3 separate regions of the Homo sapiens genome follow, and all the other regions are linked to region 1. Evidence: chromatin loops called from intact Hi-C (ENCODE). Cell type or tissue: dorsolateral prefrontal cortex. All regions are shown on one strand.

What was found. A loop is a pair of places that touch in the nucleus more often than their neighbours do. Peaks named below come from ENCODE experiments on the same cell type or tissue, not always from the same donor. Only the 100,000 strongest peaks of a DNase experiment are listed, where the experiment ranks them.
Region 2: it touches region 1 in a loop (3.0-fold over the local background); 15 of 110 quality-filtered maps call a loop at or near these places.
Region 3: a loop joins it to region 1, with 3 times the contacts of the local background. A loop is called at or near these places in 88 of 110 quality-filtered maps.

What each region holds. Positions count from the first base shown.
Region 1 is chr12:69,066,153-69,074,152 of GRCh38, reverse strand. No RefSeq gene overlaps it. Among named protein-coding and RNA genes, the nearest start is that of TODL, 62 kb to the right of the region's middle. RefSeq lists an enhancer at 5,091-6,290. In dorsolateral prefrontal cortex, CTCF peaks have their summits at 3,447 and 3,647 (motif pointing right); a DNase peak (open chromatin) is centred at 3,632.
Region 2 is chr12:68,896,096-68,904,095 of GRCh38, reverse strand. The region is part of intron 2 of CPM (carboxypeptidase M); the gene reads left to right. Among named protein-coding and RNA genes, the nearest start is that of CPM, 33 kb to the left of the region's middle. In dorsolateral prefrontal cortex, a CTCF peak has its summit at 4,770; a DNase peak (open chromatin) is centred at 4,735; H3K27ac peaks cover 1,851 bases.
Region 3 is chr12:68,859,638-68,867,637 of GRCh38, reverse strand. CPM (carboxypeptidase M) reads left to right here. Exons shown (of 9, transcript NM_198320.5): 7 at 590-742. Among named protein-coding and RNA genes, the nearest start is that of MDM2, 55 kb to the right of the region's middle. In dorsolateral prefrontal cortex, a CTCF peak has its summit at 3,577 (motif pointing left); no DNase peak of the experiment used is centred here; H3K27ac peaks cover 639 bases.

The sequences.
Region 1 (8,000 bases):
CCTTTGCATCCTCATAGCTTAGCTCCCACTTATAGGTGGGAACATACGGTATTTGGTTTTCCATTCCTGAGTTACTCCACTTAGAATAATGGCCTCCAGCTCCATCCAAGTTGCCCTTTTTATGGCTGAGTAGTATTCCATGGTATATTTATACCACATTTTCTTTATCCACTTGTTGGTTAATTGGCACTTACGCTGGTTCCATATATTTGCAATTGCGAATTGTGTTGCTATAAACATGCAGGTGCATGTGTCTTTTTCATATAATAACTTATGTTCCTCTGGGTAGATATGCAGTAGTGGGATTGCTGGATCGAATGGTAGTTCTACTTTCAGTTCTTTAAGGAATCTCCACACCGGTTTCCATAGTGGTTGTACTAATTTACATTCCCACCAGCAGGGTAAAAGTGTTCCCTTTTCACCACATCCATGTCAACATCTATGGTTTTTTCACTTTTTAAATTATGGCCATTCTTGCAGGAGTAACATGGTATCTCATTGTGGTTTTAATTTGCATCTGCCTGATCATTACTGATGTTGAGCATTTATTCATATGTTTATTGACTGTGCATCTTCTTTTGAGAATTTTCTATTCATGTTCTTTTGCCCACTTTTAATGGGATTATTTGTGTTTTTTCTTGCTGATTTGTTTGAGTTCCTTGCAGATTCTGGATATTAGTCCTTTGTTGGATGCATAGTTTGTGAATATTTTCTCCTGGGGTGCATTTAATGAGACACATGAGGAAATAAATTATGTTTACATTAGGAAGAATGTATAACACACTGCAAACATGCTGAAAATATTCTGATTTCCCAATTCTATTTAAAAGTGTCCTGGCCTATGCCTAGTAGTGGCAAACAGGCAGAGCATGATAAAACTTATACTCTTCTTGCAGTTTTGCTTATCTTGAAGGTCAGTCACCACTTTGGACCTAGTGCCAATTTTCTCATTACAACATGAAAAGCAAATAACTCTGTTATTTCTCTCATACCCCAATGCCAGGATTATAACAGGGTAGTTTTGTTGTTGTTGTTGTTTTTGGTTTTTTGCCTTGTTCTTATGTCTTTAACATCCTAGGAAATACTTCAGTGAATCTTTTCACTTTATCAGATTGGCAAAGAATAAAAGCCTGACAATACTGAGTGTTGACAAGAATGCAGAACAATGAGAACATTCATACAATGCTGATGGGACTATATATTGGTTAATCCCCTTGGAAATCAACTTGTCAATGTTTAGAATAGTTGAAGATTCATATAACCTCAGACCTAGCAATGCTACTTCTGGGAATAAACTCTGAATGTTTCTATAAAAAACACTTATGAGAATGTTCCTTATGGCTTTATTGGTAATTGTAAAAACTGGAAATAGGATACATTTCCATTTAAAGTAGAATAGATAAATTGTAGTATATATTTGTTTCAGATCTTATATTTGTTTTAAGGGAATATGTACATACTTTTCTATATTTGAAACAAATATAGCAAAATGTTAAAATTTTATAAAGTTGGTCTGTGGATACATTGATGATGGCCATATATTCTCTATACTCCCCTGTTTTTGAAATGTTACGAAAAAAGCACTACTGCTATAAGTTGTTTATTTTCATTCAATAAATGAGTTGAGCATCTTCTACAAGTCAGGCATTATGCTAAGTGCTAGGAGTCCCTGTCTTCAGAAAACTTGGAATAATGTGGGGACTTTCTGAAACAATCCTCTCTGACCCCATGGCAATTAATTTGTACCTCTGTTATCATCTTCTGCCTTCTATTATGGCTTCAGGTTCATGACATTTTTCTCTCTATAGCAATGCTATCCCATACAACTTTCCACAGCAATCAAAATATTCTATAGCTCTGTTGTTCAATATGGTAGCCACCAGCCACCATTTAGCCATTGAATACTTGAAATGTGACTAATTTAACTGAGGAACTGGATTTTTAATTCTAATTAATTTTGTTTTAAATAGCCTCATGTCACTAGAAGCTACAGTATTGGACAGCACAGCTGCAGAGTGTCTGTTCTTTGAGGGTAAGGACTGTGTCTTTCTCATTTTTGTAGCCCTTGCCTGGAGTCCTAGTTACATTCTCAGAGAGTACCTAGCAAGATACTGTATCTCACAGAAGATTTTTTTTTTTTTTTTTTCAGACAGGATCTCACTCTGTCACCCAGGCTGGAGTGCACTGGTGTGATCCTAGCTCACCACAACCTCATACTCCCAGGCTCAAGCAATCCTCTTGCTTCAGCCTCCCCAGTGGCTGGGGGCTGGGACTAGAGGAATGCATCACCATGCCCAACTAATTAAAAAAAAATTTTTTTTTTTTGTAGAGACAGGATCTCACTATATTGCCCAGGCTGGTCTCGAACTTCTGAGCTTAACAGTCCTGCTGCCTCAGCCTCCCAAAGTGTTGGCATTACAGGTGTGAGTCACTGCACCTGGCTCACAGAAGACATTTGACAAATATCTGTTTAATTCTGGAATTAAATCCTTGTTGGTGTCATTGCCTACCATGTACTCCTGGGAAATTCACTTAATCCTTGTTTATTCATTTATCAAATATGTACTGTACACCAGTTCTGTGATGAGCCAAGGGAATACAAAAATAAATAAAATATAGACACTGTCCTTGAGGAATTCATGATCTTGTCTGAGCAATAGTTGTCTTAGAAATAAAACAAGAAGGTTAATCCTGAAGATTTCTAAGATATCTTCCAGCCTTAACGTTCTATGAATATATTCATTGAATTGTTCATTTGTGCCTAAGATCACTTTGAAAGTTTATGAAAATTGACAATAAATCAATAAAATAAAGGTATTTAAACTTGTCAACAGCCCTTTGGTCCCATTCATTCATTTAACAAATATTTACAAAACACTTGCTATGGATGTTTTGATTGCCTCCTCTTTGGTGAGAGCAATTTTCACTCCAGGATCATGGGGATAGCTGAACACACAACAGCTCACTACTAGACAGTTGAGATTGATAGTAGTTTGTTAGTCACATGAAGTCACAGCCCGGGGGAGGAAGATACCCCATGCCATGCAGAGCCACACAGGGTTGCACTCAGGGCCAGAGTGAAGAGCCAAGTGCCATGGAGGCAGGATTTGTAGTATCAAGGGGGTGAGGTGGCCTAGTTCCTGTGGGAGGAAGTGATTGACTTGTTTGAATAATTCCCTAAGCAGGCAGAGAACCCACTAGTACGGGATAAACAGGAACTCTGTCTGGTTCATTTGATAAGGAGGGCTATTTGGCTAGGGGACCTTGTTCATGGGAGCAGAACAGGCGAGAAGAAACTTGCAGTTAGGCCATTTGATACCCTCCTGATTTTACCATATATGTCAAGGCAACATGTAAAATTGAGGCTTAATAGGCAACACATAAAATTGAGCCTTAATTCTAGGATTTCCATCACAATGGGTCAGACATTATGCCAGGCACCCTCATGGGCAAGACAAGAACAAGTGAGTCCTGCCCTCATGGGTCTTACAGTTTAACTTTTAGGGGCATATTGGTGGAATCAGTGGATTATACTGTAGTTTACAACTGGAACTTTTGTTGCCACCTCTCTAACTCTGCCATGGGTCCCAGGGCCCAAGAGCATGGAGAATGGATGATGGCGTCTTTTGGCCACTAGAGGGCATTTCCTGCTTTCTGCATAGGCCCCTGGGTTCCTTGGGTTTTTGCTAAAATTGCGAGTTCAGTGTGCTGGTTGATTCTTAACTCTGGTACGCATCAGAACCAGTTGGGAAAATTTTAAAACAGAGCTTCACCTCCAGAGATTCTATTCGGTAGGAATAGGGTTGAGCTTGGGCCTCTGTGATTTGCCATTTCCCATGTGATTCTGATGGGTAAGCAGAGCTGAACAGTGAAACCTTTCGATAAGATAAGACTACATTCCAATTTACAGGGATTCTCATTTTAGCGTAAGAAATAAAATAAGGATTCCTCACATGTTTACCTATTCAATTAGCCCATCACGGCATAAACAACCATCCTTTTTTTTTCTTACAAAGCATGTCTGAAGGCCAGAACAACTATCCCTTTTGAGTTAAATTTTAAAGTAAAATTTGATCATTCTTGGGTTCAGGATTTTATTTTATTGATTTTTTTTCAATGTTCAATTTCTTCTTAATTTTGTCTAGATTCTCTGTTCTCCAAATGTAAAATCAAGAATGAGAACGCTGGCAGAAGTAAGGAAAGATGAGACCTGTTTTGAAAACGAAGTTTTAGAGGAACTATGTGAACAGATTGTGTTCTTCAGGGGCCTGGCACATGATGACATCTAACACCCATGGCCAACAGCATTCATAATCACCAATACGCAGCATCATACTCTGTCTACTGGCAATTCCCAGAGATCCAAGAAATATGTAAAACACTGGCTAGAAAGTGTTCTTGTGGCACGAGGCGGTGCTCATCAGGTGGCTTTAGGGTGCACTGGTCACCTGTTACGTGCAGGTCTCCTGGAGGACCTGAGTCCCTGCCCCAGCTCAGCCCACACCACCTCTGTCACCCTGAGACTTATAACCAGGCCAGGCGCGATGGCTCATGCCTATAATCTCAGCACGATGGGAGGCCGAGGCGAGTGGATCACTTGAGGTCAGGAGTTCAAGACCAGCCTAGCCAACATCTCTACTAAAAATATACAAAAATTAGCTGGGCGTGGTGGTACACGACTGTAGTCCCAGCTACTTGGGAGACTGAGGCAGGCGAATTGCTTGAACCCGGGAGGTGGAGGTTGCAGTGAGCTGAGATCGCGCCACTGCACTCCAGTCTGAGTGACGGAGCAAGACCCCAGCTCAAAAAAAAAAAAAAGGCCATTGAGTCCCTGTCTCTTCAGTAGTACTCTCCTTAAGGTCATTGGGAGGATTAAATGAGATAGTGTAATGTACATTAAAGTCATTTATAAATATTTCTAAATGATTTATAAATTATTTCTAAAACCAAAATAGCCCAGACCTCACCAGACGCAGCCTGTGAGTGGCAACAAGTCACACTGACATTCGTGCTGAATTATAATGATGGGCTACTTAAGAAGGAATGCTTGTGGCTGCCCTGAGTCTAAATACAAAAGCCGCCTTGCCTTTGGAAGCAAGGTAGAGGTGGGAAGACTGGCCCTATCACCACCCAATGCTGCGCATGTCGTCTAGATTCCCAAAGCTGCAAGCTTGCAAACTAGGTGCTTTGGTTTGGGCTCTGGAGAAACCCCTCCAGCCAGTGTGAACCTGTATGAGTGTTGGGGGGTGGGGAGGGGGAGCAAAATAGATGGGACTTTATGCCTTCCCCTTCTATTTTCTTTATCCGCCCTCCACCATCTCTCTCCCAGGCCAGACACAAAATTCTTCTCTTCTTCTGCTCAAAAACCGAACTCTCCCAAGCATTCACTTCTGCAAGCAGTTACCTGAAGGAGTCACCATCTATAAACAGCTCCTGTCTGAATGGCATTGAGGCACAATAGGGCACCCTGCCACAGAGATATACAGGGTTATCATGCCCACCTCCTGACTCACTCCTTTCTCATTTGATCCTGAGAAACAGGAAGTAAAAGGCCACAATAATTGGAAATGACCTGACTTCCCATCCATTTAACACTGAGTCACCGAGTCCTTAGGTGCTCTCCTCAGTTAAAGTTTTACCATGATGACTTTTGCTGTTGTTGCTGCTTCATTTTGATTGGTGAATGAAATGGCTCCCCCAAAACCTTAAGTAAGTTCTTGAGTGATGTGTGTATGGTTGCTTGTTTTAAAATCAGTGTTATTATTTGATTATAAATTCTTCTATGAAAGAAGTTGAAAGGAAGACTCCAGGCAAGAGACCCACGGAGTTATTTAAGGATTATAGACTTATTTTCAAGGCAGTTATGCTAAATTATGGATGATGCACTCCCTGGAAGACAATGTGAGCCTCTCTAGAAAAGGCAAGTGTTTCTCTTTTAGGTAAGTTGACAATTTATGTCTGCCCTCCGGTGACTTTAAAATCACACAAAAGACTATTCTATTTATTAATTGTCAAGAATTTTTTTAAAGCTCCCAGGGCTAAATTATATATGTCCCCTTCCAACCAGGATAATTAAATAATAGAATACAGTATATCGGGTCCTGGTGGGGTGGACAGCAGAGCTGCCGACCAAACACGCTGGGACCTCACTTGGCCTGAGAACTATCCGAGAGCACTTTTTTTTTTCTTTTAAAACCCAGTTTAGGAGGCTCATTTACGAGCCTATGCAAATCAGACATTCCTCAGTGTTTGCTTCTGAATTATTCATTTGTATCCCTCATCCTACTACTCAGGAAACAGAACAAGAATTTACCAAATAATAACTTGAATGAAGTTGTCTGTCCCAATGCCCAAGACATCGCACAAAATTTGAAGTTTTCTCCAGGGGCATGGGTGTGTCAGGGTGTGAACTTATAAATGATTCTCTCTTGCACAAAACATGTAATTAGAAATTCCATATCAGATATGCCTACTTCAGATGGTGCAACCAAAAAGAATCATAATGACATTTGTATTAAAATGTAACAAATAATCTATTATGAATCTTGCTTCTCTTTTTCATAATTGCCCACCATTTACAAAATGCGTGTCTAGGCAAATCAAGCTCCTCAACAGAGTATTAAAAAGTATAGGCTTTACTTGTTTTATAAAGCCAAGCCATAACTGTAACAGCTAGTAATAACAGCTGCCATTTTATAGAACACTGGCTTACTATTCACAGGGCACCGTCCTTGCATTTTACACTCACGATCTCATTTAACCTCCTGCCAACCCTCGAAGTAGGTACTGTTATTTTGTCTGTTTTACAGATGGGGAAACCAAGGCTCAGAAAGGTCAAGCAACCTGCTCAGGTTGACCAATAGTAAAGTCTGGATAGGGCACTTACATAGAGTTGCGTAAGTCACTCACTGCCCCAAAGGCACTGGCAGCCAAAGGAATAAATAGAGGCCAAAATCCAGCCTGTGTTTCACTTGCCCAGCCACATGCTGGCAGGGCTGCACCCACTAGAGGGGACACCTTCCTCTAACATGAACAAAGGCACTAAATGGGCTAGCAGCAGCCGTGGGGCTGGAACCCGGCATCAAACCCACTGAGCTGATTCCACAGCCCCTGTGCTTCACACTAGACTGACTACCTTGCCACATACATTTTCCTACCTCAGAGGGGCCCATAAAGGTCACACACTATTCCATTATTTTCTACTGGCTGGGCTTGGGGATGGGCATAGGAGGAGGTTGAGTTTATCCCCAAAAGGAAGGGGATAGATACCCTGTAACTCTGGAGTAGCCTGGTTTTCTGTTTTAGTGTGAAGGGTAGTGACTGGGAGCAGCAGCAGAGCATTGTCCCATAAACTGCCGGTGACCTGACCCTTGGGAGGTTTTCCTGGCCTGCTTTATGGAGCTCACCCAACTGTGAGAGTCAAAGTGGTGCTGATGAGTGGCTGCAGAGGCGCTGATGAGAGAAAACACTCCAATACAAAAAGCCAACAGACAGGAATCCTCACGCTGGCTCCACCACTCACTGTCATTTGACCTTTGATTGGTCACTTAGCCTCAGTGACTTCTATTTTCCATCTGAAAATGCAGACAATGATAACAGATGCCCCTAAAGTCTTCAAGGGAACAGTGCTCAGAAGTAACCCTAGGAAACATTTTGAAGCAGGCATTTATCTTTGGTGCTTATGTCACCTGTCCATCTCTTTCTGCTTCATTTCTTCCCATCCCACCCCCACCCAGCATTCCCCTCTTCCCTAATCTTCCTATGCGGAGAGAGGAGTCAGCCGATAAAACCAATTAGCAATATAGATGTTAGGGATTAAAAGTATTCACTTTCCCAAAGCCATCTTTATCCCAAAGAGAAGGCAAGGAAGGCTTTGCCCAAAGATCCAATGGCAGTTGGGTGAATTTTTGTGGCAGATGCGGGTTTTGTTTCTTTCTGGAGCCTGTAAATTACATAAAGTAAGCAACGAAGGATTGGGCTGTCCTGGGACAACTTTGTAA
Region 2 (8,000 bases), 170 kb after region 1:
CCAGCCTGGGCAACAAAGTGAGACCCCCATCTCTACAAAACATTAGCCAGGTATAGTGGCGCATGCCTGTGGTCCCAGCTACATGGGAGGGCAAGGCGGGAGGATCACCTGAGCCCAGGAGTTCCAGGCTGCAGTGAGCCACGTTCACACCACTGCATTCCAGCCTGGGCAACAGAGCAAGACCCAGTCAAAAGAAAGAAAGAAAGAAAGAAAGAATGAGAGAAAGGGAGGGAGGGAAGAAGGGAGGGAGGGACGGAGGGACGGACGGCGGGACGGACAGAGGGAAGGAGAGACAGAGGGAGGGAGGCCTGACTTGTATATTTATGTGCACGAAATCCGTTCTAGGCCTCTGAATATGGCACCTGGCCCACTCTTTCTTGAGAACAGTTTGCCAGTGAGCAATGTGCCTCATGTCCTTTGTGAAACTGGCAGAGCATAAATTATTAATTTAAAATACACAAACTAAGATCAAGATAAGATGTGCTTTAATGAACGGGTAAACTCAAATGGCTTATTAACACCTTCATTTCCTCATGCTGCTTCTGAAATGGGCATTTCTCAACTTACATTTTAAGGTAGGAGCTGATCTGAGATGCAAGTTAATTATACAGTTTGTCGAAGCCAAAGAGTTGGGTTTGGGAGATTTTCTGACCTGAAAATGTTCAGTGGCGGTGCCCATGTAATCTTGGGCCTACTCTGACAGACAGTTCAGAGCCTTAACATTCAGTGTTGGTCCTTTGGATATATTGAACATAAGCTACAGTTTACGGGTATGAGAGGACATTATTGACTGAGACTTCAATAGTTCCAAAGGGGGAAAAAAAGAGAAAGATGGCTTTTTTAAAGCTACTGTCTTCAGCTCAGGAAAAAACATGTGATCAGCCGACTGTAAATGCACAGCTTGAGAAATTTAGCAATTCCCAAAATAGGTTCAAGTTTCTTTGTGAGCATGTAGGCCTACTTGCAGGTAACATTGACTTTGTTAACAACGTTTGTTAACAATAACATTGTAGGCAGTTAATGTCTCAGAGCTCTTATAGATACAAAAGAAAATAAACTTACAACTTCCAGAAAGCATCTTCTCATTGATGAGTCTAAATAATGCTCATCTATTGGAGAAGCAACTTGTTAATAGTGACTTTTTGTCACTTTTGTAGAGTGGGGAGAGGGACATGGGAGATGAAGCTCTTACTTTATTTGGGAAGTGAGATGTCTCAAGTTCTTTATTCTAAAAAAGGTAAACATCAGTTGCCTCTGAGGTAGTAATAGAAGAAGGTCTGTTTTACTTTGGAGGAACATTAACCTTAGAGTAAAACAAACGAAAACACAGTTCAAAGCCCAGGCTGTCTGAGCCCATCTCGTCATTTGTAAAATGAGGATAATAATACCTGCCTTACTTATCTCATGGTGTTTCTGTTGAGGATTAAATGATAAAGCACTTTGGAAATTATGTAAAATATCTGTATTTTAAGCAGGTATGATTTCCCGAAATCCTTGAGTTTTTCCTCTGATTCCATGATTATGACATCACTTAAATATGCCACCCCTCTGCTATCCTAATACCCCAAATCTCAGTGAAACACTGGAAAAGTCCGAAACCAATAGAGATTTCTAAAGCAGATCCCCTTATTATGCCCCTCAATTAGTGATCATTGTTAGTGGGTCTGCTCAGAGCATCATTGCCAAGTGCTTTGATAAGCTGAAGAAATCTGTTGATAATTTCTTGAGGCATGGTATTTCAGTGTGTGGAATACTTGGGTACTAGTTCTTGGGAGTTTTTTAAAGTAAAATACTTATATTTGTGTTGACTTTGCAACAGCAGGTACAGCAAATTTCACATGGTACCTTGCTACAGAAATTAATTAGTACCACTCATGGTTTAAATTATGTAGAATGATAGTATGCTCATATTCTTCTTGGCTGTCTTAAAAATGAATAGAAACAAAAAGGTAAACAAAGCTCATATTTACCTCTCCTTGGAAAGAGGTTGAGTGATTGTCATGTAGCTTCTCATTTATCAAGTATGTGTTATGATTTCGTTAAAGGATAAATTGAAAGGATTCTTAAAGCAACAAAGGTTTGGTCCTGCATTGATGCATATTAAGTAAAGTAGAGCTCCTCAGTTGGCATTCCCAGGCTGGGTGACACAGAGGTGCCTCTTTCTGATACTCTCCTTCCCAGCTCCTGTGCCATCCCCTCCCCTCTCCCCTTCTCTCTCCTCTCTCCCCTTCTTCTCCTGTAATACTTCTGCTACTTGCTCTGTTCTACCCAGAGACTGAAGGAAGTGAGTGGTGATCTAATTGAGACTGAATAAGTCCGAACATTTATTTTCCTTCCCCTTCACTCCATCCAAAGTCCAATCCTGAGGAAGACATGGAGGTTATGATTAAACTTGCCCAACACTCAAACTTTACTGACTGCTTATTCTTATGTTAATCACTTGGCCTTTGCTAGATTAATGACTGAGTGACCAGAAGTCTCAATGATCCCATAAATCGTATGATTTTAAACTATTTGTGTAGCTTTTGCTAGTTGTAATAAAAATTTTCACATGATTTTTTTTCCAAATAGAGAGGTTTAATAAAGCTAATGTGCTTGACCAGGTTTTGGAGAGTTTACATACTAATTTCTTAACCCCTTTCTAATATGGTTAGTATAGCTCTGTGTTTTCATCAGAGAGAAGCAGACTGTGAATTCCTCACCTTGGGGCTTCCATTCTCCCTCCAGGTGGCCTCACCTTTCAGGTGAACAACCTGACCTCTCTGGCTCCTAAATCCCACCCTTACAAGCCGCAGGAGCCGGTGCATGGGGGCATAGTTTCTTACCTTTACCTTTTTCAAACCTTTCCCTCCTCACCAGCTTTTTTTTAAGACTTTATTTTCTTAGAGCAGTTTTAGAGCAAATTTGCTGTACCTACTGTGGCAAAGTCAATACAAATATAAATATTTACTTAAAACCCAAGAACCAGTACCCAAAAGCAAAATTATCTAAAGCAAAATTGAGAGGAAGGTACAGAGATTTCCCACATACCCCTTGTCCCTATCCCCACACGCGCATAGCCTCTCCCATGATCAATATCCCCCACCAGAGTGGTACATTTGTTACAACTAATAAACCTACACTGAAGTAGGGGTTTGGACAAATGTATAATGACATTGTAGTATCATACAGAGGAGTTTCACTGCCCTAAATACCCTATGTGCCATCTTTTCATCCTTCCCTCCTCACTAGCCTTTGGCAACCACTGATCTTTTTATTGTCTCCATAATTTCGCCTGTTTCAAAATGTCATATGCTTGGACTCATATAGTATAGCCTTTTCAGATTGGCTTCTTTTACTTAGTAATATGCATTTAAGTTTCCTCCATGTATCTTCATGGCTTGATAGATCATTTCTTTTCAACACTGACTCGTATTCCATTGTCTGAGTGTACCACAGGTTATTTATCCCCTCACCTACTGAAGGACCTCTTGGTTCCTTTCAAGTTTTGGCAATGATAAATAAAAATGTAAATAGCTGTATAATTTTTATATGGACGTAAGTTTTCAGTTTATTTTGTTAAATAACAAGGAGCTTGTTTGCTGGATCATATGGCAAGAGTAGGTTTAGTTTTGTAAGACACTTGCAAACTGCTTTCCAAATTGGCCATTTTGCATTCCCACCAGCAATGAATGAGAGTTCCTGTTGCTCCACATCCTCGCCAGTATTTGGTGTTGTCAGTGTTCTGAATTTTTGCCATTCTAATAGGAATGCATTGATATCTCATTGTTGTTTTAATTTGCCTTTCCCTGATGACATATGATGTGACATATGATGACATCTTTTCATATGCTTATTTGCCCTCTGTTTATCTTCTTTGGTGAAATGCCTGCTGTTTCCATCTTTTGTCCATTTTTTAATTGAGTTGTTTATTTTCTTATTGTTGGGTTTTCAGAATTCTTTCTGTATTTTGGATAACTCTTTCATCAGACATGTCTTTTGCAAACATTTTCTCCAAGTCTGTGGCTTACCTTTTCATTCTCTTGATCCCTCCAGCTTTTTATTTAGAAAATTTTCAGTCCTATAGAAAAAAATACAAAAATAGTAAAATAAGCACTCACACATTATTCATATACATCCACCAGTTGTTAATATTTTGCCACATTTGCTTTATCTCTCTCATGAGCTCCATCTGTTGATTTTACTGAACCATTAGAAGTGATAAATGGCATGTCACATCATCCCAAAAAACACCAATATGCATCTCCTAAGCATGACTTCTTACTGCCTAATCATGACACATCATTATTAAACTAAAAATAATAACTCAGTAATATCCAACAACATACTGCATTTTTAAAGTTCTCCAGTAGTTCCCAGAATCAAATCAAGCAAGGCTCACCCATCGTCTACAGTCTCACAATCTAGGACAGTTCCCCTGCCTTTTTTTGGCATTGACCGATTCATATTGAACCAATTTTATGTCATTGGTTGATTCCTAATGAACCATTTCCTTGTCTACAAGCTCTTGGCTTGCCCTCTTACAGTGATGAGTTGGAGTCTCTCCATGACAGCACCAGACTGGAAATTCTTAACATGCTTTCCAGGCTCATTAACATTGAGATAGTCAAAATCTACACGATGTCCTCAATAATTTTGAGAACAGGCCATGAAAGAAAATGTTGTGAAAAATGTGTTTATGGTTAATGATTCAACACAGTTAACAGAGGTGACTTGGCTTTCTGCCCTGCCCTCATGGCAACATGCGGCTTCCCAGTTCAGCACTGTCCTCTGCTGTTAGGGCCTGGGAATTCTGAATGAGATTCAGTCCTTGGAGTTGAAAAAGTAATTTACCTGATGCTTGGTGGTGTGAATGTTTGTGACAGTTTTTGTGCTAATACATTTTGAAGGACATGTTCTCTCAAAATAGCCCCTTCCACTTTCTGAATCCACACTCCAGTTTTCTTTTTAACTTCAGTGAGTGGTAGTCTATTTGACCTGATGTGCAGATCTTCTGGCACATACATTTCTGCTGTCTCTTGGCATAACAAATTGGCAGTCTATCCCTATGTTATGTACACTGTTTATATTGAAAATTTGTCTTTAATTGGTCTGATACTACATCATCTGCTAGGGCCAGTAGTTTGTCATCAGCCAATTTGTACACCTGAGGCCCTCAAACAAACACGTGCTTACAATGTTTCTGGCACTATTTTTAAAGCTTGTAAGAATTAAATGAGATAGCACAACAACCCCATGAGGGTAAGTACCGTTAATCCCATAATATGGATGAGGAAACTGATTCATTTAGAGGGATTAAGCAATTTGCCCAATACCACATGGCTAGTAAGTGACAGAGCTGGGTTTTAGCTCTGACACTTTGATTCTGGAACCTGCACATTTCATCATTATGTCAGATGCCCTGAAGAGGATACTGTATATCATCTCATCTCACATGCTGTGTTCAGGCAGGTGACGTGCTGCTCAATGCTGGTTTTGATGTCTTTACTAAACTACTGATCTATTTTTGAGATTTAAATCTCAAAACAGTGATACTAGTGAGAAGTAGTCCACCTTTGTTAATCCACCAAATGTTCCGGTTAGGGAACCTAATTTTGGTAACTTCAAGGCCTCTCCTGCTATTGGGAGCTAAGCATCCTTCACTCTGGACTCTCACTTGCTTCACTTTAGAATGAGAGCTTTTTAGGGTAAAACTCAGGAAGTAGGATGACTGAAAGAAAAGCCTTTCTTCTCCACAGTAGCTTATGGGGAAACTAGTAAATTAATTGCCATTATTCCTTGCCACTAAAGGATGAGTTCTTATGGTAGCAATAAATAGACAATAGGGCTGTGCAGACCTCCAACAAACTGTCTTTTCTGGGGTCAAAAGGGGTCTGAATTAACCTCTTCTTAAATTACAGCTCTGTGACACCTGCAGGCACTCATAACAAATAAGAACACCAGGCCAGGCACAGTGGCTCATGCCCGTAATCCTAACATCTTGGGAGGCTGAGGTGGGTGGATTGCTTGAGCTCAGGATTTCAAGACCAGCCTAGACAGCATGGCAAAACCCCATCTCTACAAAAAAAAAAAAAAAATACACAAATTAGCCAGGCGTAGTGGTCCATGCTTGTAGTCCCAGATACTCAGGAGGCTGAGGTGGCTGACTTGAGCCCTGGGAGGTCAAGGCTATAGTGAGCCATGATTGCACCACTGCATTCCTGCCTGGCTGACGGAGTGAGACCAATAGGGCAGCAAGAAACAAAACCTCAACACTGAACCGGAATGTCCATGACATACTGTAAAAAAAGAAACCTCAAATGGACAATAACTGTATAGTGCTAGTTGTAATGATTGTGCCTTTTTTTTTTTTTTTTTTTGAAACGGAGTCTCGCTCTGTCACCCAGACTGGAGTGCAATGGCACGATCTCCACTCACTGCAACCTCTGCTTCCCGGGTTCAAGCGATTCTCCTGCCCAAGCCTCCTGAGTAGCTGGGATTACAGGCACACACCACCACGCCCGGCTAATTTTTTGTAACTTTAGTAGAGACGAGGTTTCCCCATATTGGCCAGGCTGCTCTGGAACTCCTGACCTTGTGATCTGCCCACCTTGGCCAAGAAATCTCTTTAAGTATTCATTTGTACTTTAAGGTAATGCTCGATCTCGCTCTTAGTACAGCTGAATTGTCCTTCAAAAAGATGATCTGGTTATGTTTGACCTCTTCCTCAAGGGACCAAAAAGGGAAGTTCTCAGCTTTTTATAGTATGAGGTCCCTAGAGGTTTTCACTTTGGGGATTTAAAAACAAGTTTCCTGTAGCTATATGGAGGAAAAAAAAAAAAAAACCTAAAGGGGAACATGGAAGAATTATAATGATTGGGGCATGATAATTATGTCCAGTTTTTAAAACTCCATTCTTAAAAATGTCTTATAATTTATAGGTTAAAAATTTAAATGTTTAGAGGAAGCAGGACAGGTTTATGAGTCTCTGACCTGGGAATGGAGTGGGAGGAATAGAGAAGGTGGGGTTGCAAGAGGAGAAAGGCAGAGGAATTTCCTACCGTCTTCCTGTTTTTTGTTGATGGTTAGTGATTAATGAGACAAGCTGTTCTGTTTCTCTGGGAGTCTTGACTGTCTTGAAGAAAAAAAAGAAAATTTATTGCAACCCAATGCAGCTTCAGATTTTTCCTCTATTTTTTTTTTTCAATTAAAAACGTAACTGTCCCTAATTTAGGAACTGAAATTCCCAAACCTCCCCATTCACCTATTCAGGAAGAAATGAAATGGAACCTAACATCTACATTTCTTGGGTATAATATCAAAACTTTAATACTATGGGGATGAACATGTAAGCAAATGCAACTCTATCTCCCCATAATGTTGGAAGAATCTAACTTGAAACCAGACATTTGGTTTGGATCTTGGCACTTTCTTGCATGGAAATATTCCAAGAAGGTGCATTGACTCTTGATTTGATCTAGAAAACTGGGTTCTTTCCAGAGCCCACCCAGGATGGCACCTCATAGACTAACTATGGACTTTTCCATCAATACTGGAAAACAGTTTCATCTAATCCCCGGACCAAAGGTGACTCGGACTCCAAGTGAGCTTCCTCAGGTTTGTTTGTTAATTTATCCAATCATCCATTCACTCAGCAAACATTTATCAATCATTTGCTATGTATATGCCAGACACTACACCAGATTTTGCAAGCACAGAGATACAAAATCCCTTGCTTGCAGGAAAACCTTTGGTTTCAATAAATGATAGGAGAGGGGTTGCAGGGGTACTATCTATGAAAGTTCAAAGGAAGCATCTAACTTAGGGTGGTAGGGGATGGGGCTGAGCAGAAGGATCAGGAAGGTGTTGGATGGCAGGAGGCTTTTAGCTGAGCCTTGAAAAGGCAAGGGGAGGTTGGCCGCTTTGATGGGGTGGGCTAAGGACTATCCATGCAGAAGAAAGAGCAGGTATTAAAGGTGTCAAGGCAGGGAGTTACCTCCTTTGGGAACTACACATAAAGA
Region 3 (8,000 bases), 210 kb after region 1:
TACTGGCCAAAACCCCTGAGCACTTTTCTTTAACATCTGTGATCATGTTTCCTCATCTGTAAAGTAGGGGCAATTGCTGTGAGGATTAAATGAGCTGATACAAAGCACTTCATATGGTACCTGGCAATAGTGAATGTTGGCCCATGATTCCCCCAAATTAGCATGCTTAGCTTTGCTTAGTAAGTGTATTTATAAATGATTTGTAGAAATATTTTAAAGGAATCTTATTCTAGCTTATATCCATGTAAAATGTAATTTAAGAAAGAAATGAAATTCAAAGAATCATTTTTGTAATGTAGGATTTCAAAAAATAAAAACAAAAAAGGACCCTTCCTTCACCCGTCACTTAATTTTGATGCACAGTTGAACTTCAGTCAGCTCTGATCCAGTTACCCATATGGGAATATTTAGGATTGTCTAGTCACGCCTGGGTAATAGAATGTCAAGCCCTGATTTTACAAGCTAATATGTCAAATTCATTTTTTCCTGTTTACATGTAGCTGTCTGATTCATTTGTCCCCGAGGCACGTGATACTTGGCTCCACTCCAATTTTAGACCCTAACAAAAATTAAATATGCTTGTGTTTAGGTGGAATGCAAGATTACAACTACATCTGGGCCCAGTGTTTTGAAATTACGTTGGAGCTGTCATGCTGTAAATATCCTCGTGAGGAGAAGCTTCCATCCTTTTGGAATAATAACAAAGCCTCATTAATTGAATATATAAAGCAGGTGCACCTAGGTTTGTAAAATTTTCTTATTAATTCCCTATTAATACAAAATAGAGCATCTGGCAAGACCTCTGGGTTGACTAAACGCAAGCCTTTATTTATGCTTTGTAGTTATAGCCTCATTTCAGTGCCAGATCTGATGGTTAAGAATTCTCTCTGCATGAGTATCTGCAGTGTGTGAGAAATGCAGTGCCCACTCATTCATAGAAAAGGAAGCATGATGCATGTTCCTTTAATATGAGGGTATAAAAATCCAGAGTACCAGGTGGTCGTGGTGGCTCATGCCTGTAATCCCAGCACTTTGGGAGGCCGAGGCAGGTGTATCACCTGAGGTCAGGAGTTCGAGACCAGCCTGGCCAACAAGGCGAAACCTCATCTCTACTGAAAATACAAAAATTAGCCAGGCGTGGTGGCACACGCCTGTAGTCCCAGTTACTTGGGAGGCTGAGGCAGGAGAATCACTTGAACCCGGGAGGCAGAAGTTGCTCCCTCCGCCAAGGAGCCAAGATGGTGCCAATGTACTCCAGACTGGGTGACAGAGTAAGACTCCATCTCAAAAACAAACAAACAAACAAACAAACATCCAGAGTCCCCCTAATTTTACATGTTGAATGATCTAGAAATCTGGCAAAATATCAGGAAAATAGGCTGCTACTCTGTTACATCATCTCCCATTTAGAAAAATACTATGTTTGCTTGTCACTCACCACGCAGTACCAAGGACCCTGAGAACACTGGACATACCACTTTGCATTTTTTCCAGAATTGGGGTGGTGAGCTAGCACCATTACCTTCAACCCCTCTCACCTCCGAACTCTGCCAGATGTCCTGGTGCTAGAAATCTTGCCAGCCTGTTTGCTGAAGGCTGGCTGGCCCTTATCACAGATAGACAGACTAAATGTGGCAGAGAGTGATAGCTTTCAAACGTGCAGTGGACTCACCGGGAGCGCTTGCTAAAACAGATTGCCAGGCCCCAACCCGGAGTTTCTGTTTGGACCACCTTACCACGTGATGCTGATGCTGCTGGTCCAGCGGCTATACTTAGAAAGCCATTGCACTAGAGAAACACACTGCTAGAGATGATGATGGAATCTTGTACAGTTCAAGTTTATTAACCAGGTGGTGTCTCTTTGGGCAAGGTGTGGAAGGCTCTTCTATATTTACAGAGGTGAAGTTATCTTTCTCCATTCAGAATGGCTTGGGGAGAGAAACATATCAGGAATTGGCATAATAGCTATGATACCACATGGAGAGAGAGAGAGAGAGAGTGTGAGTGTGTGTGTGTGTGGGTGTGTGTGGGTGTTGAAAAGGTTTGCTGCATGGGCCTACTGCATAACTGCATAATTCCCGGAATTTTCTGCATGATTCACAGCAAAGCTTTCCTCCTGCTACAAAGAAGATGGAGAAGGATGAGGGAAGGTAGCACAGGGCCAGAGGGCTGAGTGCAAGGATGATTAGGACCCTTCCTCGGCACACATCCCTAAAAGGGATGCCCCTGCCCTCTTTCATACCTGTATCCCCAGCCTCCATGCCCTGACCTGAAGAGAAGTACACAAAGATTACTGGTAAACTCACAGGGCTATGTCTAACTGGCTGAGTCGTTCATGGACTAGGTTGACTCCCTGTGATAGGGGATGTTATGAAATATCGTTCTTTCTCACCAGCATCTTAATAAAGATTATAAACTTATTATTGGGACTTTCACCTTCTTCATTATGTCATCAAACGTTGTCTTGGGTTCTCTCTTGCTTAGTATTCTGGTAATTCTTTCTCCACTAGATTTTCCTCATGAGGCATGTCATGTATTAGTCTAACATTTCTATTATATTTCTACCTCTATTGATCCTTTAGTTTGTTAATCTATTACTATTATTATCATTATCATCATTTTAGAGACAGGGTCTCACTCTGTCACCCAGGCTGGAGTACAGTGGCACAGTCATTGCCCACTGTACCTTGAACTCCTGGGCTCAAGTGATCCTTCTGCCTCAGTGTCCCAAGTAAGTAGGACTACAGGTGCACAGCACCACATCCAGCTAATTTTTTAAACAATTTTATATAGAGACAGAATCTTGCTATGTTGTCCAGGTGAGTCCCAAACTCCTGGGCTCAAGCGATCCTTCTGCCTCAGCCTCCCAAAGTGCTGGGATCCCAGGTGTGAGCCACCGTGACTGGCTCTGCCTATCCTTTTCTGAAATTCATTCTTCACCAGTATCAACATGGGTATGGGCGTGCAAGTGAACATCAAATATGCTCTGTGTAACTGCACTACTATTTTCAGAACCTCAATCTAGCTGTAAAGATTATTTACCAAGCACTGAATTAAGGTGGGCTTTGAAGTATCATGTTGATGTAATATTGCCAGGGAAAGGGCAATATAAATTGCAGTATACCTATTATTATTTTTAATAATTTGGAAGGCTTACCAGTCCATTTGCACTAGGTTTTGTTTTTTTGTTTTTGAGACGGAGTCTCGCTCTGTCATCTAGGCTGGAGTGCAATGGTGTGATGATCTCGGCTCACTGTAACCTCCGCCTCCCAGGTTCATGTGATTCTCCCACTCAGCCTCCCAATTTGCTGGAATTACAGACACCCACCATCATGCCCGGCTAATTTTGTATTTTTGTAGAGACAGGGTTTCACCATATTGCCCAGGCTGGTCTTGAACTCCTGACCTCAGGTGATCCGCCGGCCTCGGCCTCCCAGAGTGCTGGGATTACAGGCATGAGCCACCATGCCCAGCCCATTTGCATTAGGTTTTATAAAGAATGTGTATCTGCCTGTCTCTATAATCAGATGCAAACAACTCACTCAAAAAATACATATATTGGCACATCAACCCTGCCCCCTTGTGGTTTAAGACAGATGCATAACATGGTTTAATAATGAAACCATATTTCAAAATACCAATACAGTGTGGTTATTACTACTTAATAGAAAGGTTCTCTCCCTACTAGTGCCCAATAAGAAACTAATGAATATTTTGTTTGTGAAGAATGGCAGCAAACACCCCTTTATTGGTATTGCTCTGGTTTAAAGACATTATTGATATTCGTCAAACTGCATTGCATTTACTGGTTCCATTTTACCAATTGCTAGGATGCTTCTGAGTTTCTGAGGTTTTGACCCATCTGGAAGTCTCTGAGCCACCTTGTCTGGGAAGGAAAGGCCTTCTGCTTTAGTGGAAGGGCCTTGCCAAGAGGGTAGAGGCTTAGGTAGAGCCCAAGCTGTTTTGTCATCTGGCGATGTTTGCAATCTTGAGCAAGCACTTGTCTGAATCTCAGTGTAGTCAACAGAAAGTTGAGAGTAATAGCATCAGCCTTGCCTCCCACCAGCCTGTTCTAAGGCTTCAGTGGTGTTATTCCTTCAATTAGAACTCACTGCAGACCTCAACTGAAACTCGGGCCCCTTGGTGCTGTGTTGTCCTGCTTAGAGGATGATTTACTAGGTTCAAGTTGAGATGAGGGTGTCGGCAGACATTAAAACCAAAGTAGCAAAGGAGGGCAAGTCTGAATTCTAGAGGCTTAAAATGTCTTGCTTGTCCCGGTCTCTGAGGAGAAGCAAAGATGAGCCAGACACGGTGTTACCTGCCTGCTGCGGCCCTGTCTTTCCCCTGGACTCCTCAAAGCAGATCTGAACCTAGAGAGCAAGGGAATGGCTCACAGCATCCAGAAACCTAAGCAACCTGGGCATAAAAGAATCTGGTATGTGCTGAGTTCCAGAAGCCTGTGAGCCACAGATGTGGATCTGTTATCACATCCAAAATAGGAGGCAACTGTGACCATGCGGTGGGGACATGGGCACAAACAAGCAGTCTCCTAAGTACTGTCCCAGCTCCGACTCTAAATTGTGGCCAACAGATGCAGAATTCTAGTGCTTGCCCAGCCAAGACTTTTCATTCATGAAGCTCTAATCCATTTCCAAGGGAAAAAGAGCTTTACATTTCTCCCATGTATCTCCCCATCTGGCCACAGAATTTATATCTCAGATTTTATGTCTTCTCATTTGTATTGTATCTGAGCATTTTTCAAATTTTCCTTTTTTTTTTTTTAATATAGTGTTGGCTCTCTCTGCGTCTCTTAGGGTCTACCAGTCTTTTTTTCAATGTTTCAACTTCAGCATATAGAAATAAATCACATTTTCTGGTAAAACAATTACTTCCCTCTTAAGTAAAAGGTTTGGTGGTATGTAGACAAAATATTGTAAAGACATATACAAGCTAAAGCACGCTTTTATTTGGCTGGTGGGAGGGGTTTTCCTTTGAATATAAATTCCATACATAAGCATGGTCTGTGTTTGCCCAGTAACAGTGATATTCGCATACCCCAGGCTTCCATAGCTGGAAGAACCATCTTTAGGTTTAGGTAAGAGTCATATGAAAGTGAGTCTTTGGGCCTGTAATCCCAGCACTTTGGGAGGCCAAGGTGGGCGGATCACTTGAGATCAGGAGTTCGAGACCAGCCTGGCCAACGTGGTGAAACCCATCTCTACTAAAAATACAAAAATTAGCCAGGTGTGGTGGTGGGCACCTGTAATCCCAGCTACTTGGGGTGCTGAGGCAGGAGAATCGCTTGAACCCGGGAGATGAAAGTTGCAGTGAGCCGAACTGGTGCCACTGCACTCCAGCCTGGGCAACAGAGGGAGACTTCAATTTAAAAAAAAAGAAAGTGAATCTTTGGGTTATTAGGGGATGACGAATGAGGGTCAAACTGGAATATGAAGATTTTCAGACATTTCTTCAAATGCAAATTGTTCTTCCTTTTTCTATCTTTGAGGGTAGGCAGACCGCAGGTTGACTGGAGCCTTGATTCAGCTGCAGCACACACTGATACGTAGGTGTTGTTCAAGTCCCTGAGGCCATCCAAAATCACTGTCATGTGACTGTCAAAAAAGTCAAATCTGTTCTATTAAAGTGTAACTGCTTCTAGCCAAGAAGAAATTTGCTGCCTTTTTTTAAAGGGTACCATGACTTTTTTTTTTTTTTTTTTTTTTTTTTGGTGTCTTCTGCCAACTACTCATTACTAGTACCCTGAATTCTATTTCATCATTATCTCCAATGTTAAAGAATGGTGTAATGTTAGCCGGGCGCGATGGCTCACGCCTGTAATCCCAGCACTTTGGGAGGCTGAGGCGGGCGGATCATTTGAGGTCAGGAGTTCAAGACCAGCCTGACCAACATGGAGAAACCCTGTCTCTACTAAAAATACAAAATAAGATGGGCGTGATGGTGCGTGCCTGTAATCCCAGCTACTTAGGAGGCTGAGGCAGGAGATTGCTTGAACCCGGGAGGCAGAGGTTGCAGTGAGCTGAGATCGCGCCATTGCAGCCTGGGCAACAACAGCAAAATTCCATCTCAAAAAAAAAAACAAAAAATTGTGTAATGTCAGTTTCAATGATAGCTCTGCTTCATTTTTTATGCACTTGATTTTCTTCGATTTGGTTGGTTTTGGGGAAGTCAACAAAAAATACAAAAGATGCCAACAGACACAACACCATCCAGCACAAGTTACCTTGCTGAAACGCATGGATTTTCTAAGTGGCATGAAGACTGTAAACTAGCTCAGAGCCCTGGAAAAGGAAATAATATGCATAGCTTCTTCCCTCACATATTCCTGCTTTGTGGAACAAAGTTGAATTAAGACTCCAGAAATTCATCTAATATATTCTCCCCCCGCCACACCACATAGTTTTTCTTAATCCAAATAAGAGGAAAGGAAAGAAAGCCAGGCCTGGTGGCTCACACCTATAATCCCTGCACTCCAGCACTTTGGGAGGCCAAGGTAGATCATGTGAGCTCAGGAGTTCAAGACTAGCCTGTGCAACATGGCGAAACCCCACCTCTACAAAAAAATACAAAAATTAGCCAGGTGTGGTGGTGTGTGCCTGTAGTCCCACCTACTTGGGAGGCTGAGGTGGGAGGACTGCTTGAGCATGGGAAGTCAAGGCTGCAGTAAGCCCTGATCACACCACTGCACTCCAGCCTGGGTGACAGAGCAAGACCCTGTCTAAAAAAAAAAAAAGAAGAAGAAAGGAAAGCAAGAATTAATGTTTGTTGATCCTCCTGTTCTGTGTTACTTACATTTAATCTTCACAACCATCCTGGGTGGTGGTATATTATCCCCATTTCATAGGTGATAAAATTGAGGCTTGGGAATGTTCAGTGACTTGAGAACTAGAATTCAAATCAAAACCTGACTAGGTTCTTTCTGTCACACCAAGCTATGATGATGGGTACACGCTATATTTATCACATATCAAAGGACCTCCTAAGGGGGGCACAGTGTAAATAGCTCTTCAAAATAATGCCATTGAAGCTGAGTGTGGTGCCTCACACCTGTAATCCCAGCACTTTGGGAAGCTTAGGCAGGTGGATTGCTTGAGCCCAGGAGTTCAAGACAAGCCTGGGCAACATGGTGAAACCCCATCTCTACAAAAAGTTAATTAATTAATTAAATAAAACAAAATAATGCCACTGAAACCCAAGGAATAAATGCGTAATCAGGTTACCAAATTATTACCAATTTATGATTGGGTACTACCTAAACATCAAAAGGATATGTATCAAGCAGTAGGAATAAATATAAATGGAACTGTGTTTAAAAAAGAGAGGGCAAAGAGGAACACACGAAGTGAAAATAGAAGTTTACACAGTTGTATAGAGAAAGGGAGAAGGAAATGTGGCATTTTCCTCCTCAGGAGACAAAAAATGAAGAGTCAGGAACTAAATAGGACAGAAAGTATAATAAAAGGCAACCTAGGTCAGATAGAAGTTTGTTGAAGTTCAAGATAAACATTGTTTTGCTAAATGCCAAAATTTTTATTTTTCACTTTAACCGTTTCTGGGGGAAACTGTTACGTGTGCCTCGTATTTTTCTGCCCTAATAAATAATTATTGAGCATAACTGTTTGGGGAGAGTTCAAGATCATCTTACTATTGTAGCTCTTCATTCTCATTTATGTTATTGGGGACTTAGGCAGCTTCACCTTAAGGTAATATGATTTGACGCTGGAGTAAACAAACTAGATGTGACACGTAGGATCTAAAATAAGAAAGGTCTTAAAATATAAATGGCTTTTTAAAAATTGTACTCCTGAAATTTTGAGAGGGGCTGTCGAGACTATCATGGGTTGACGGCTAGGCTGGGCCACTTCGTTGGCTGTGTGAGTTTGAGGAGGTTATTTTAATAAGCCAGAGCCTTAGTTTTTTTCATCTGTAAAATCATGATAATAATTGATGACACAGAGCTGATATGAGAATTTAATGAGAAA